Linked DNA regions of Mus musculus: region 1 is linked to region 2. Evidence: chromatin loops called from intact Hi-C (ENCODE). Cell type or tissue: left cerebral cortex. All regions are shown on one strand. Each heading gives the region's core, and the rest is flanking DNA. Links, peaks and the distances in the headings are about the cores only.

Region 1 (7,829 bases), core at 1,048-6,047, 76 kb after region 2:
GCCTTTTCTTTAAGCTAGGGGTCTACATCCTCCAGGAGTCTTGTCAAAAGCTGTTACCTCTCTTCACTGGGGCCCCTCCTATCTAGGCTCTAAGCAATGGTCAAGAAAGCCTGATAAAATCCCTACGTTGTTCTTACACTTTCAAAGGCTTCGTGGACAGGGCTCCCCCTCGGCCCCTCCAGCCTTCCTTTCCTTCCACACGCTGCTCTCTCGCTCTGCAAAGTCTTCTTCAGTCATACTCAAGTAGATCCTAAGTAGGTGTTCTAATATCGCCATTGTCCTTAAAGATCCACAGTGAGAGGCAAAACCACATAAAATTGTATTTCAAGTTATTAGGAAGAAAAATCCTACAACTTCAGCACTTAACTCATTCTCTTGCTGAGGGAATCTGTTCATCTTGCCTCAGCTGATCACACTGACACAAGAAGCTAAGGAAAGTCAATAAATTCTAGGACAAAATAAAGAAAGAGTTGCACTGTGTTTATAATGCACTAGAAACTCAATGTATTCGTCATCTGTCATTCAATCAGTGACTGTCCTCTCTGCACCAGGAAGGCTCCCTAATCCCTTCTCCAAGCCACCATTCATTAGAAAGAACCATTCTTCTGGGAAGTGCAAGGCCAAATGTCACAAAAAGAGTAGGTTCCATGACCCTAGAGTTATGAAGGGGTTGTTGTTGTTGTTGTTGTTGTTGTTGTTTCCCTCTCTAAATAGCCCTGTCTGTCCTTGAACTCTGTAGACCAGGCTGGCCTCAATCACAGAGACCTGCCTGCTTCTGCCTCCTGAGTGTTGAGGTTAAGGTGTGCACCACTATACCCAGGTGACCCTAGAGTTTCAGTCTTTCTCTTGCTTTTAGCTTCCTCTCCTCTGATCCACCTTCCCGTTGCCCCATCCCAGACCCAAGCCTCTGTTCAGAACCTTGTCTACTTCTTCAGCCTCTTGGTGCACCAACCTGCACAGCTTCCAAGGATCCACTATACTCTACACATATATATCAATTCCCAGCAACCACATGGTGGCTCATAAGTATCTATAATGAGACCTGGTACCCTCTTCTGATCTGCAGGCAGGATGCTGTATAATAAATAAATAAATAAATAAATAAATAAATCTTTAAATTCTCTTCTTGATTCTCCAAATCCTCTCATTGAGAGCGCTCTCTTGTTAGTAACTCTGAGACAAACAACCCAATATCCAAGCCTCACATTGCCTCTAGTTCTAACCAGCACCATCATCGCCTTCCCATTTCAACCAGGAACTTATAGTGGACCCCCCCCCCCAAACAGACCTGCTTGTGATTTAGTGCAACTCGACTTACTGAGAGAAGGGCCATAAAGAGGATGAGAGAAGCAGAGAGCCAGGAGACTAGCCCAAGGAAAATTCCAGTCTTTGCCTGAGCCTGGGGGACTCTGGAATCTTTATTCCTTCTCAGTGTTTGTCCAGCTTTGAAACCCAGGGGCTGAGCTTTCAACCACTTATGGAATATGTGGCCACCATATATGGAAAACGCCTGGGAGATATGGATTCCTAGAGACATCAAGATGGAGATCCTTGTGTACCAAGGAAGGCTATAGGTACAAGCCAGAGAGAAAAGCACATAGAAGATGGCGTACAAAGAAGAGCAGATCGGAGAGACAAAAACATCTATGTGTGGATACAGGAAGAAAGCCTCCCTCTAGGAACCACAGAGGAGACCCTCACAGGACTCTGAGGTTGTCTTGACTGGACTTAGACCCAGGAGAAATAAGTATCGAAGCCCATGGTATTTTGTTACAGTAGCCCAGCCCAAGCTAACTGAGACACCAACTTGGGCCTCCTCTCCCTCCAGCTTACTGCTCTCAAATTACACTCTGCTTCTGCCCTCCCCTCTGCTACATCCTCCCTGCACCCCCTTGTCACTTCTGCATCCAGCTTAGATTTCATGTTCAACACTTCTCTTCAGCCAACTTTCTTTCCATTTTCTCCTATGTGACCATTAACCTTCACTGTCATCATAACTAGACTTAGAATCACCATACAAACCCATCTTGTCATTGAGGGTATTTTCATAAAAGTTTAACGAAGCAAGAAAACCCCACCCTGCGTGTGGGCAGCAGGGGCCTGAACTGAACAAATGGGAAAGAAACTGAGCAGAGGATACTTGTCTTGCAGCTTCCTGACGGTGGATACAATGTTAGCTGCCGCCTCAAGCTCCTGGCGCCAGGACCTCACTGTGAACTGTGGGCCAGGATAAAACCTTCCTTATTTAAGCTGCTTCTGTCGGGTAATTTGTTGCAGCCTATGAGAAAAGTAGTTAATAGATCCCGAACACCTAGAAGTGTACCTCTCAGAACTACTCTTACTCTCTGCTTTCTCTACAGCTGAGATGCTATTTCTGGGAAAATGGAATCTCCTTGGGGACTGCTGTCATTCTCAATCCACAGCCCCCTTCCTCATCTGGTCCTGTCCTGTTTCCCTTCTGCCACGATAAATATTATAAAGACACTAAAGCTAGCCTCACTATCAGTAGACACCATATAGACATAGACACTCGACAAGATACATATTTACAAAGGAATTCTCTGCAGAAAGTGTCAAATAGTACACCTAAACTGGACTTGGCTTCCAGCTATATATTTTAATGAATAAACTATGTTGAACAAGGTATGCCATTGCCTTTATTCCAAGTCTCTGAGATGGAGACTGAACCCTCCCTCCCTTCTGGAACATTCTGCTTTGCAAGCAGTCCTAGCTAACCCCGTTTCCCAGCCTGACTGCTCAGTGCTCCTGGCTCACAGCAGCCACTGAAACCACCTTCAGAAACACTTTTTCCATGGGGGGTGGGGGGAAGTATTTAGACACTTCTTCCTTCACTGTGCCTACGAAGCTGCAAAAATAAACAAGATCTGTCGTAGGGAGAAGACAGTTTGTACGAAACATCCTACAAGTCGGCTTTGCATTTGAGCATCACCTTCTGGTTAATCTCCCTTAGAAAAAAAAAGTTCCTCTAAATGCGCATCCGTGATGCCTACATCAGCACCATCTCTGTGATGCTCATGCAGCTATCAGAGGCGAGGGATGGGTGTGGGTTGCAGGAAGAGTACGACTAGAAGGGCTGTTGCCTCCAGTATTACTCACGAGGCTGAGGAGACAGTGACGTTGGAGGCGTACAAATCCATTCATCTGAAGAGTGTTAAGATAATAATAGCTCTGATTAGAGACGTCTTCAAGGAATCAAGAGACTTATTGAAAACGTAGACTAGATTCCCCGTAGTAAGACAGATCTGTGGATTCCCAGTAGCACCCATGTCTGGAGGATAAGCCGGCCTCTGCTTGAAGGCAAGAGTCAGCACTGCCTGGGCAATCTTGAGGCTGAAACAGCTCCTAGGGAATTTTCCACACCAGCTGCTGAACTCCTCATCCCATCCCCAAAAATATCCTCTCTTGCTAGCGATTCTTTATGCCAGAGAGTAAACTCTTTAGGAGGCCCCTTGACAGTGGGCCCTTTCATCTCTGTCTGGGTCTTGCATAATCCCAACCTCAACGCACATGCTATAAATGCCTTGGATAAAGTCCACAGAAGAAAATCATCAAAAGTTGATCAAGTGTCCCTTGGAGTCGAGGCACCAAGTGCACAGGGACAAGCAGCAGAGTCCCTGCTGCACAGGAGCTGAGCAGTTGGGGTAGAAGTAATCATATGTGGGGAGCAGAGGACAGTACCTTCACCTCCACCCCCACGCGACACAGCACTCATTCTCGGGCTCAGAGGTGACACATGCTGTCACGTGACTCCTCTAGAAAGCTGCCAAGATTCATGCAGCTCCTTATGCTCTTTAAGGGTAGGATGCCCAAAAGCAAGGGTAAACAGAAGTTTGCTCCAGTGACATTTTCAAGAGCCAAATCCTTTCTCGCCATAGATCCTTAGACTCAAGAGTTAATCAGGTGAAAGCTCTATGACTGGTCAGATAGATGCAACTGAGCAGCCAGAAGAAGCGTATTTACCTCCAAGGAACTATGAGATTTATTATTGGAAAATCTAAGTCAAATTAGATACGTAATAGTAGCATATAGTAGCATTAAGCCCTTGATATAGACTAAAAGAATTCCTGTCAGCTTCAGTGAATGTTAACTGCTGGTATGTGATCCTTCTAAATAACCCAGCCAGGGAAACCGCGAGATGAAAAGAGCCATTTTCATAGAAAGTAAAATCTAATCTTCGGATTCTCAGGTTTGAGCCAAGGGATAGAATATTTGCAGAAAATCCTAGCTTCATGTTTAATTCATCGGATAGTCTTAATTCAACTGGTGCTTCATTTCCTTGAAATTGCCTCTGAAGGGGTCATCTGAAGTAGTTCTGTGGTTATGGCGCCTCCGTCTCGTAGAGAAGAGAGGAAAGAGAAGCAGAGAGATTGCCATAAGCAATTAAAAGAGCAAATGACTCACCCTGGCGCTTGTGGAATTTGTGGGCAGAGCCAAGACTTCTTTGCCACTTAGAGAACTTTAATGGCCCTTCAGAGGCCAGTTACCCTTAAACCATCATACTGGGGAGGCAATCCACTCAACAGACATTTGCACCATGGGCACAAGGGTTTCATCCCACAGACAAATTCCAACATGCCCCACCACTAACTCACCGAGGACTTCCACTTGAGGCCCAGTTCTCATGTTTTCTACATCACACTACAAGTACAGGGTGGGTGGTTCCTTTCACCTTCACAGGGCATACGTATGTGACTCAATTTTCTTTTCTTTTTCATTCCTTTCTCTTTTTTTCTACTCCCCTTTCTTTTTTTTTTTTTTTAAGGATGTGGTCTCATGCACCCAAACTGGCCTCAAACCACTAATACCCAAGGATGGCCTTGAGCATTCACCCTCTTGTCTCCAGCTCCTTTGCAGACCTGCGCTGCTACCCACAGCTGGGTTATGTGGTAGTGCAGATCGAACTAAAGGCTTCATGGGAGCTATCCACACTCTATAGCTTCAACCCATAATGCAATTTCTATAAACCTGGCATTTGATGAGAACCTACTACATACTTGGCATTCTGAGATGTGCTAAAATAATTTAGTAAATGCATTATTATCACCAGAGCTGGTGGCTAAAATCCACCATTTTAGCCATTTAAAAATGACCATTCAAGGTGAGCTTCCATATACAGCAAGCAAAAATGCAGGGCAACCAGTTAAATTTGTGTTTTAGATTAATAATCACAACAAAATTTCAAGTGTAGGCCAAATACTACCTGAAACAGACTTTTCCAGATTTTCTTTTGCAATTCAAATTTCACTGGATAGCTGGTATGTTGTCTGCCAACGCTAAGTTAAGGACCAGAGAGAAGCACAGCTATTAACCATCCACAACGCACAAGCCGAGACTGATCCTAGAAGTACTATGCACAGCACTATGGTTTGATGTGTTCCCAGAGTCTGTGTGCTAGAAACCTGGTGGCCAGTGTGTCAGTGCTGAAAAGTAGGACCAGTAAAGGGTGACGGGCCGGGGAAAGTGACTCAGTGGCAGGCCATGTGCTTAGCATGGATGAAGCTTTAGATTCAGTCCCCACAGCAAACCCCCAAAAGTAATCCAACCAGGCAAGCTCTGCCCTCATAAGTGGGCTAACTTCACTGTGCAGGGAGTAGGCTTATTTCTAAGAGTGGGTTTGCTGCAAAAGCAGGTTTGGTTGAATTGACATATTTAAACAAATGTCATTAGACCATTACAATTTTAAGTATAAAGTACCTCTATTGACTAAATTGATTCTTCTACAGTAAACGTGACCCTTCTAATGACTAATGAGGAAACAATACACATTAGGATTATTAGCAGCCAATACACTATCCCAAGTGCTCAATCTCTTAGTCTTGGCTTATTTGCATATGCATGAGTTGCCTAAAATGCAATGACTACCTCTTTAAAAACCAGCAATAAAAGTAAATAGCTAGGGTCTCCCTCCTCCTCCCCCTCCCCCTCTCCTCTCTTTCCCTCTCCCTCTTTCCCTTTTTTTCTTCCCCTCTCCCCTCTCCCTCTCTCCTCTCCCTCTTCTCTCTCCCTCTCCCCTCCCTCTCATATTTCACCATGGATGACACAGCAGGAAGACCCCAGATGCCAGCGTCTTCTTGTTTCTTATTAGAAATAGATTTCTTTTACATATAATATATTCTAATTATGGATCACTCCCCCAACTCGTCCCAGATCCTCACCCACCCAAATCCACACCCTTTCTATCTCTCTACCATTAGAATACAGAGTTCTAAAATAATAATAGTGATAATAAGATAAAATAAAGACAAACAAATCAGAATAGGACAATACAAACAAACAGGAAAAAAGAAACAGGTCAAAGAGAACGCATAAGAAACACGTACAAACACAGAGATACACACATTGATCTTGATTTTAGACTTCCTGGCTTCCGTGACTGTGAGAAATAAATTTCTTCTTTTTAATAAAAATTGAGTTTGTGGTATTTTGTTGTAGCAGCAGAAAATATACTAAGACATTGAGTGCCAATCATAAAAATATGTAAGAATGAGCAAGCTTCTACCAGGCCTGCCTTTATCAAAATATCTAAGACCTCCATGTTACCAATTCCTAGGACCACTATCATGGCCTCTCATGACTCTGCTCTCAGTTGTATCCATCTAGGACAATGCCTGCCTCTTGCTGAGTCATGATGGCACAAACCTTTAATCACAGCACTCAGGAGGCAGAGGCAGACAGATCTCTGTGAGTCTGGTCTACAGAACTAGTTCCTAGACTGTCAGGGCTACACAGGAAAACCCTGTCTCAAAAAACCAAAACACTAAAGCAAAAAGCATGGCCTTTCCCATGACTCCAAGATTTGGAAACAGGGTCTCTGCCTCCTTTTCTCATCTTCTCCCCCAGCTCTCCATCTCTCCCTCTGTGCCCCAGGCTTCGTGCAATTTATACTCTTTCCTGTCTGGGTAGGGATCCCCCCAGCCATTCATGAATAGCTCCTTCCTTCCTTTTGGGTCTCCATTTAAACGTTGCTACATCAGAGAGGTCCTTTCCAACCGCTTTAAATAACTGCATTAATGTTGTGTTAACATGACTGGGTCACACGGTGCTCAGATATCCCTGCAAACATTATTCTGGGTGTTTCTGTGAAAATGCTTGTTTTTAGATGAAATTAACATCTAAATCAGTGGTCTGAGTAAAGGGTTAGTTCGTCCTCCCTGACAGGGTGGCCCTCATCTTGTCAGTTGGAGGACTCAGAACCAGGTGGCTGGGCTCTCTTAAGTAAGAGAGGCTTCTCCCTGCCTTCAGGGTCTTCAGACTTGAACTAAACCACTGGCTCTCCTGCTGGGTCTTCAGCTTGCTGGCTCATTCAGTAGCTCTCAAGTCCTGCTCACCTCCACAGTCATGCAGGCCAAATCCTTATAATAAAAATATATACATCCCTGATGGGCTCTGTTTATCGGAAGGACCTTGGGCTCCTCGTTTTTCTTTATCACAGTGAAGCTCATGACTGTAAGATTATGATTTGATGCTCCTCTGTTAAATATGCCATTATCCCCAGAACCTTCCTCCACTAAACTACAAGCCCCAGTGGGAAGATATCTTGCTCATTTAGTTCACTTACATGGTAAATGTAGTTGGCATGAGTGAGCCTTTAGTACATACTACAATGAACAAACAATACCAAAATAAAGAAGTTTGTAATGAAACAATTATACCAAAAATAAATAATAATAATAATAATAATAATAATAATGATGATGATAATAATAATATAATACTCCTTCCACTTAAAGGGTGGTTTTGGATAGCATCTAGCTCAACTTCTTCAAACAAAAGATCTAAGCAATTTGCCCAAGACAAATGCTAGAACC
Region 2 (7,829 bases), core at 1,472-6,471:
CAATGGGAGTTTGGGGCTCCTGAACTGAGGAACTAACACACAGTAGGAGGCAGGTGTGTGTGTGTGTGTGTGTGTGTGTGTGTGTGTGTGTGTTGGGTACCACACAAGTCCCAGGACAGCGTCTGAGACATCCGCTGTAAACACCTGGGCCATTTGAACTTTCTGTGGTCAAGCAGAGCACTCTCCCGAAACACAGTACACAGGTTCTTCCTTTGGGAAAAAAAGGTTTCACTGAGAAAAGCTTTTTAAAATATTTATTCATAGAATTTTGAGAGATGGCTCAGCAGTTAAGAGAACTCATTGCTCTTTGATTCACAGCTCCAACATGGTAGCGCACAGTCCTCTTTAGCTCCAGTCCCAGGGGGATCTAATGGCTCCTGTGGATACCAGGCACGAAGATATGAGTGCAGACAAAACATCCATGTGCCTAAAATGATTTTAAAATTTTTTTGTCAATATGATCTTTCCATGAAATCTGGCTGATGTGGTTTTCTGACGCTTAATCATGAACTTTAATAATCTGAATCTAAGACATTGCTAGAAGTACAAAAGCTAAAAATGTGTGATCACTGCAGGGTAGAGAAACTGAGGGGGAAAGGGCCTGGTGAGGCAGGAGAATGATAAGCAAGGAAGTAGTTCCAGAAATGAACATAGGAAAGGTGCCAGCAACTGGAAGAGCAGACACACCTACTGGGTCGCTTGCACTTTACACTCGCTACTTTTCTGTTGCCATGGCAAAATGCTATGACCAAGGCAACTTAAGGAAGAAAGAATCTGTATCAGCTTAGAGTTTCAGGGGGAGGAAAGTCCATCGTAAAGGGATAGCATAGCAGCAATCGGCAGGAGTATGAAACTAGGAGCCAAACACGCCACGCCCAATGAGCCAACTGGAAGTGATGCGGAGAGTTTGAAGACGCATCCCAAGGGACACACTCCCTCTAGCAAAGCTTCCCCACATTGTGCCACCAGCTGGGGACCAAGTGTTCAAATTCTCATTCAAGACACCAAAGGCTTTGTTCAAGCCAGGGAGCATGCCCCCAACAGTTTGCAAACTTGCAAGAGGCGAGTACTAACTTAAGAGCCCATAAAAGATCACGTGGGCCCAGATTCACCCCTTTTCCCCTTTGCCCTCTTAGTGCCAGGCCACAGGATGCTCGACATGCCTCCAGGCTCCTCTGATCTCCCTCTTCATCACCTGTGGCCCATGTGTCTACAAAAGTCATTTAAAAGAGACACAACAACCAGGACGCTCTGGCCCCTGCACACTAGACTCACGCTTGTTCCTGTAGCAATGGGTCAGGAAAGGATTCCTGAACCCCAGAGCCTAGACTGCATCACCAGCTAAGGTGTAAAGGCTGCCTGCACAGAGACAATATCCCTTTTATTAAAATATGTCCCTGATAAGAATATTGAAACATCAATAGGCCATGCTTAAGACTGTATAGGCACTCCTATCTCCTATCTCCAAGCTCCAAGCTCTATGCCAATAAATGTCACTGTCACACACACACATTTATAGTAAAAATCATACCTTTACTTCCCTGGACAACCCTCAAGATGCATGGTTTTGTCAGACTTCAATCCTATCCAAGACATTTCTGGAGCCACTATACACGTGTGTGTGAGCACGTGCACACACATTCCATGGCACATAAATACAGTTTGTAATAAGCACTATGGGTTTAACTTTAGAGGAAACAAAAGTGTGTGTATAATGCTTCTAAGACACTTAAGCATGGCTCCTGTAAGAAGCCCACATTCACACGAGTGTGTGCTATCTCTTCCATGAGTGCCTGGTTACTACCGTGCTTCAAAGCTATGTAACATCTCCTCTTAGTAACTCCACTCTGCTTCTTGTGAACTCATCCAAGAATTCTTTTCTGTAGACAGACTAAGAATCCAGCTTCACTTCAGATTAGGCCTCTGAAAAGAATTCCTCAGGATGCCTCAGTCCCCGCTACGCTGCCATGGCTGTGTACATTAAATAAAGAACGAAAGCAGGCAGGAAGGGATACACGCCCATTTTCTAGGCAGGAGACAATCCCATCAATTCCAAAAACCATCTGACGGCAGTTCATGGAAGCAAGTGTCCGATATTTATGTAGCCATCTGGACAAGTCTCTTCCCCTCTTCCTTGAGGAAAAGGTTGACGAGCCTCCAAAGGCTTAGCAGGCAAGAGACCCACTCCAATCTCATAGCAGAGTCAACAGGCAAAGAGGGACTGAGACTTGATTAAAGAGCAGCAGAGGCAAGAAGCAATGTCAGGATGGATGCCAAGGAAGCAGTACTAACCCTGCAAGCACACCATATGGCATTTATATGCCATGCACTTCATTCTAAATGTTGCTATTTGCTTTCCTCTTCACTCTCGGTGCCAACTCTGTTACGGTACTTAGTAAAATTCTTTTCTTTTTCTTTTTCAAGAAAGCACACCAAAGCTTCTTGCACCCTATTTTTAAAATCACATAGCAGTTCCTTTTCCTTTTTAAAAATGGATGATGCATATCCCTGCTTCTAATTGTCTGAATTAATCTACAAAGCAGCATCAGCTCTAGAAGGGAAAGGCCCATGGAATGCAAACACACACACACACACACATACACACACACACTTGTGCCCAGTCAGTAGATCCAGGAGTAGATTGGTAGACAGCTCAACCCCAATGGTAACAATTCCCGATCCGTTTCTTCTAACCACATCCTAGGCTCATGCGGGAGAATGGTTGCTGTTGCTCACAGCCAAATACCCTTCTGCCACAAAATGTGGAAAGAAACAAATGGAACATCACTAAGTAGAGAAACGGTGGAAACTGCAAGGGAGCCCTGGGAATGCAGCCTTGGACCTCAGCAAACAAAATTGCAATGTGTCCTGTATTTAAGGCACAACAAAAGCACAGACAAGCGGAGAGGCAAATTGGCCGGTGGTTAAAGTGAATGTCTATGTTTTTTCACCCCAGAATCTCTTTAAGGTAGTAGGGTTTCTGCATAGACGGTTGGAAACAGTGAAGGACAGGTGAGTTTGCAGAATGCGAGGTCAGGGAATGGAGCACCTGAGAAGACAACCAACTCTAACGACCAGCCAGTTATATGTACCTTTCTCCCCATACTTGCCTTCCCAAAGAGTTCTCTGAATCAAGGCTCACACGGTTTCTCCTCCCAGAGCAATGGCTGACCACTGCAATTCTGTCGAAGGCATAAGCCCTGCTGCCTGCCAGTCTATTTCCTTCTGTTATGGTCCCTTCTGTGGCTCCCCCTACATCAGCGGTTCTCAACCTTCGCAAGGCTGTGACCTTTTAATACAGTTCCTCATGTTGTGATGACACCCTGCCCCGACCATAGAGTTATTTTCGTTGCCATTTCATGACTGTAATTTTGCTACTGTTGTGAATTGTGGTGTATATACCTGTGTTTTCAGAACGTAATTACTACCACTGAACTGGACACTTGAGAATGGTTGGGGTGGTTTGCCTCATGCTCTGTTACATCACTACAATAAAATAATAAAATTGATATTTAACTAGTACCTTAGATATTTTCAAGATTATTTTCATTTTTAACTGGCTACATGTGTACGTGCACATGTATGCAGTGCCTGTGGCAGCCAGAAGAGGGCGCCAGATTCCTCTCAAACTGGAGTTCATAACTGGTTTTAAGTCACTCAACATGGGAGCTGGGAACTTAATTCTGCCAGGCCCTCTGCAAGGGCAGTATGTGCTCTTAACCAGTGAGCCAGCTCTCAGAAGAGCACCCCTCCCAGGATAGTTTTATTGGGAAAGAAAACCTCAGCATAAGGGTTTCTATGGCCAAAAAGAGATGGGGCTATACAGTCAGCAAGGTGACAAAGGCGCTTCCTACCAAACCAGGCATACTGAGTTCTATCCCCAATATTTACAGGGTTGAAAGAGAAAAAAACAACAGTGCAAATTAGCCTCTTATCTCCATGTGAGCATGTGCAGGAGTGCACGTACACACACACACACACACACACACACACACACACTACATATATATATATATATATATATATATATATATATATATATATATATATATATAATTTTTAAAATGTTAACTTTATGAGGAAAAAATACCAGAATGAAACAAAAGCAGAGCACTGGTTTTAAAAGCCAGTGTGCTCAGCTTTTATGGTATGAAAATCCCTCCTGAATGTTAAAAAAAAAATCATAGATTCCCACAAAACATAAGTTTTGATACCAGCTGATGATATGTTTTTAAGTGATGCTGACGAATGTTCTATTTATAACTGAAAAGAGGTAGTACAATGCAAAGGAGATGTTGTTTACCAGGCAATGCTTGATGCACAAGAGAACTCTAGTTATTGAAAACAGCACCCCAGGCCCCTGGGGACCCACCACGCATAAGTGGAGAACTACAGCTTCATACTAATAAGAGTCTAAACCTCAGTAGAAGCTCTCCAAGGCATGGCCAAAGCCACTACGTAAACCATGCTGTGGTGCACAAGCGCAGCCCTTCTCAGGATGTCAGAGCAGAGCATTGCCCCAGAAATACAAAGTGTTTCCTCCACAGGGCACTGGTGTCCCAGGCTGGACTCAGCTCAAGTGAACAGCACTCCAGAGCTTAGGGAGATAGTCAAGACAGTGCTTGCTCAACAGCCTGGGAGCGAGAGTTCAGAGCCCTAGCACCCACATAAAAGCAGAGTGTGGTGGGGCGCACCTGTCACCCCAATGCTTAGGAGGCAAAGGTGGGAGGAAAGGGGAATCCCAGGGGCTGCTGGTCAAGTGGATTGACAAACTCTAGGTTCTAGAGAACCAGTGCCAAAACATTAAGGTAGATGGTGATTGTAAAAGAAACCAAAGGTGACCTCTGACCCCCACGCACTCACGCTCACATGTACTAGTGCACGCCTGCACGTGCGCATGCTCGCACATGCACCCACACAGGCACAGACAGACAGGGACATAAACACACTGTAGTGGCTATTCCTGGTTGTCAACTTGACAATATTTGGAATGAACTACAATCCAGAATTGGAAGGCTCACCAGTGACCCTTATCTGGAGGCTTGGAGATCCTTATCTGGATCTTGGTTTGAAGATCTTGAGCCATAGTGGCTATGGATTCCAGAAGATTGAATCTCCGAGTTTAAGGAACACACCTTTAATCTGGGCTACACCTTTCATCTGGGATTAAAGGTGTGGCGGAACACACCTTTAATCTGAGCTACACCTTCTGCTGGAGACAATATATATATAAGGACATTGGAAGAAGGGAGTCTAGCTCTTGGTCTTGCTCCTTCGCCTGCTTGCTGCGTGAGACTGAATAACTGCTAGATCCTTGGACTTCCATTCACAGCTGCGACTGAACAATTGTTGGGAATTGGGCTGCCAACTGTAAGTCATCAATAAATTCCTTTACTATCTAGAGACTATCCATAAGTTCTGTGACTCTAGAGAACCCTGACTAATATAGAAGTTGGTACCAGGAGTGGTTCTAGAGTAACAGAAGTACAAGGATGAATCTTTTAAAATACTGGAATTGGCTTGTTGATCCACCAGCACTTTCAACTATCGAAACCTCTCCAGATTCTCTCCCTCCTGGGAGCTCAGAGAATTTTGAAGACCCATGGTTGAAACTATATTCCGAACTTAAAGAAGCTAATGCCCTTGATTTTCTTAATGAATTAGGTGATTCAGTGCACAAAGCTTTCTACAAGATGGGGAAAAAATCGGAAAATGATTTTACTGGCTGGCTGCTCTTAGTATCTGTGGAAAAAATGATGAATGAAAGGAAGGAGTTGTGTGATAAAATAGAAAGGCTCCAGACACAAGTAAACGATCTAAAAGTTGCTAAGTGTGTCCTTGAGGAGAATCTTCTCTCTTGTAGCAATAGAGCTCAAGTTGCAGAAAATCAAACAGAAACTCTCATTGTAAGGTTGGCTGAACTACAGCGAAAATTCAAGTCTCAGCCTCAGAGTGTGTCGACAGTTAAAGTAAGGGCTCTAATTGGCAAAGAATGGGATCCTACAACATGGGACGGGGATGTGTGGGAAGACCATGTTGAAGCTGAGAATTTTGAATCTTCAGATTCTCAAGGGTTTGCCCCACCTGAGGAAGTAGTACCCTCAGCCCCACCCCTTGAAATAATGCCTTCCCCACATGAGGAAATTAATTTTGCAGAGTCTGATAAACCAGCAATGACTTTCACTACTGATGTTTCTCAAGGCCCACCAATAGTTTCTTCTAGACCTGTAACCAGACTCAAAGCAAAACAGGCTCCTAGAGGGGAGGTAGAAAGTGTAGTCCATGAGGAAATTCGCTACACTACTAAGGAGCTTAATGAGTTTGCTAATTCATTCAAGCAGAAACCTGGTGAATATGTGTGGGAATGGATTTTAAGGGTGTGGGATAAGGGTGGAAGGAACATAAAACTAGAGCAGGCTGAGTTTATTGACATGGGTCCTCTGAGTAGAGATTCTAGGTTTAATACGGAAGCTCGCATAGTTAAAAAAGGTGTCAAAAGTTTGTTTGAATGGTTGGCTGAGGTGTTTATCAAAAGATGGCCTACTGGAAATGACTTGGAGATGCCTGATATTCCGTGGCTTAGTGTTGATGAAGGGATTTTAAGACTTAGGGAAATTGCAATGCTAGAGTGGATATATTGTGTAAAGCATAATTGTCCACAATGGGAAGGTCCAGAAGATATGCCTTTCACCAGCTCTATAAGACGCAAATTGGTGAGAGGGGCACCAGCACATTTGAAGGGTTTTGTTCTTTCCCTTTTCCTTGTGCCAGATCTTAGCATTGGAGATGCTTCTGCTCAATTAGATGAATTAAATTCACTGGGTTTAGTTGGATTCCGAGGTAACAAGGGCCAGGTGGCAGCATTGAATCGCCGGAGACAAGGTGATTCTAGTTATTATAATGGACAGCGTAGACAAAAGAATGTTTATAATAACATACCCAGTAATGGTCAGCACAGGAGAGGTGAAATTTATAATGGCATGACTCGGTTGGACCTTTGGTACTGGCTAACCAATCATGGTGTTTCCAGGAATGAAATACACAGGAAGCCTACTGCATATTTGTTTGATCTGTATAAGCAGAAAAATTCTCAAACAAATGAAAGAAAGGCTACATTAGATCGTGGTAAACAGCCAAATGAAAGAAAGGCTACATTAGATCATGGTAAACAGCAATCTCGGCCAGTGAATCAATTTCCAGACTTGAGACAGTTTGCAGATCCAGAACCCCTTGAATGAAGGGGTGGCCAGGTTCCGCTGAGGAAGGATCTTGATAAGACACCCAAAGGTTTTGCTGCTACCCTTTCTCCAGTTCTTCCCCAGAGGGACCTACGGCCTTTTACAAGGGTAACTGTACACTGGGGAAAAGGAAATAATCAGACTTTTCGGGGTCTGCTGGATACTGGTTCTGAGTTGACACTGATCCCAGGGGATCCCAAGAAACATTGTGGCCCTCCAGTTAAAGTAGGGGCTTATGGAGGGCAGGTGATTAATGGAGTTTTGACTGATGTCCGACTCACAGTAGGTCCAGTAGGTCCCCGGACACATCCTGTGGTGATTTCCCCAGTTCCAGAATGTATAATTGGGATAGATATACTCAGAAATTGGCAGAATTCTCATATTGGTTCCCTGAACTGTAGAGTGAGGGCTATTATGGTTGGAAAGGCCAAATGGAAGCCTTTAGAGTTGCCTCTGCCAAAGAAAATAGTGAATCAAAAACAGTATCGTATTCCTGGAGGCATTGCAGAAATTACTGCCACTATCAAGGACTTGAAAGATGCAGGGGTGGTGGTTCCCACCGCATCTCCGTTTAACTCTCCTATCTGGCCA

Evidence for each region. A loop is a pair of places that touch in the nucleus more often than their neighbours do. Peaks named below come from ENCODE experiments on the same cell type or tissue, not always from the same donor. Only the 100,000 strongest peaks of a DNase experiment are listed, where the experiment ranks them.
Region 1: it touches region 2 in a loop (4-fold over the local background); 1 of 42 quality-filtered maps calls a loop at or near these places.

What each region holds. Positions count from the first base shown.
Region 1 is chr12:98,532,493-98,540,321 of GRCm38, forward strand. The region is part of intron 1 of Kcnk10 (potassium channel, subfamily K, member 10); the gene reads right to left. Among named protein-coding and RNA genes, the nearest start is that of Gm40893, 13 kb to the left of the region's middle. In left cerebral cortex, for the core only: no CTCF peak of the experiment used is centred there; DNase peaks (open chromatin) are centred at 3,083, 3,310, 3,713 and 4,243; H3K27ac peaks cover 911 bases.
Region 2 is chr12:98,456,479-98,464,307 of GRCm38, forward strand. The region is part of intron 4 of Kcnk10 (potassium channel, subfamily K, member 10); the gene reads right to left. Among named protein-coding and RNA genes, the nearest start is that of Gm40893, 63 kb to the right of the region's middle. In left cerebral cortex, for the core only: a CTCF peak has its summit at 3,590 (motif pointing right); DNase peaks (open chromatin) are centred at 2,321 and 3,606; H3K27ac peaks cover 329 bases.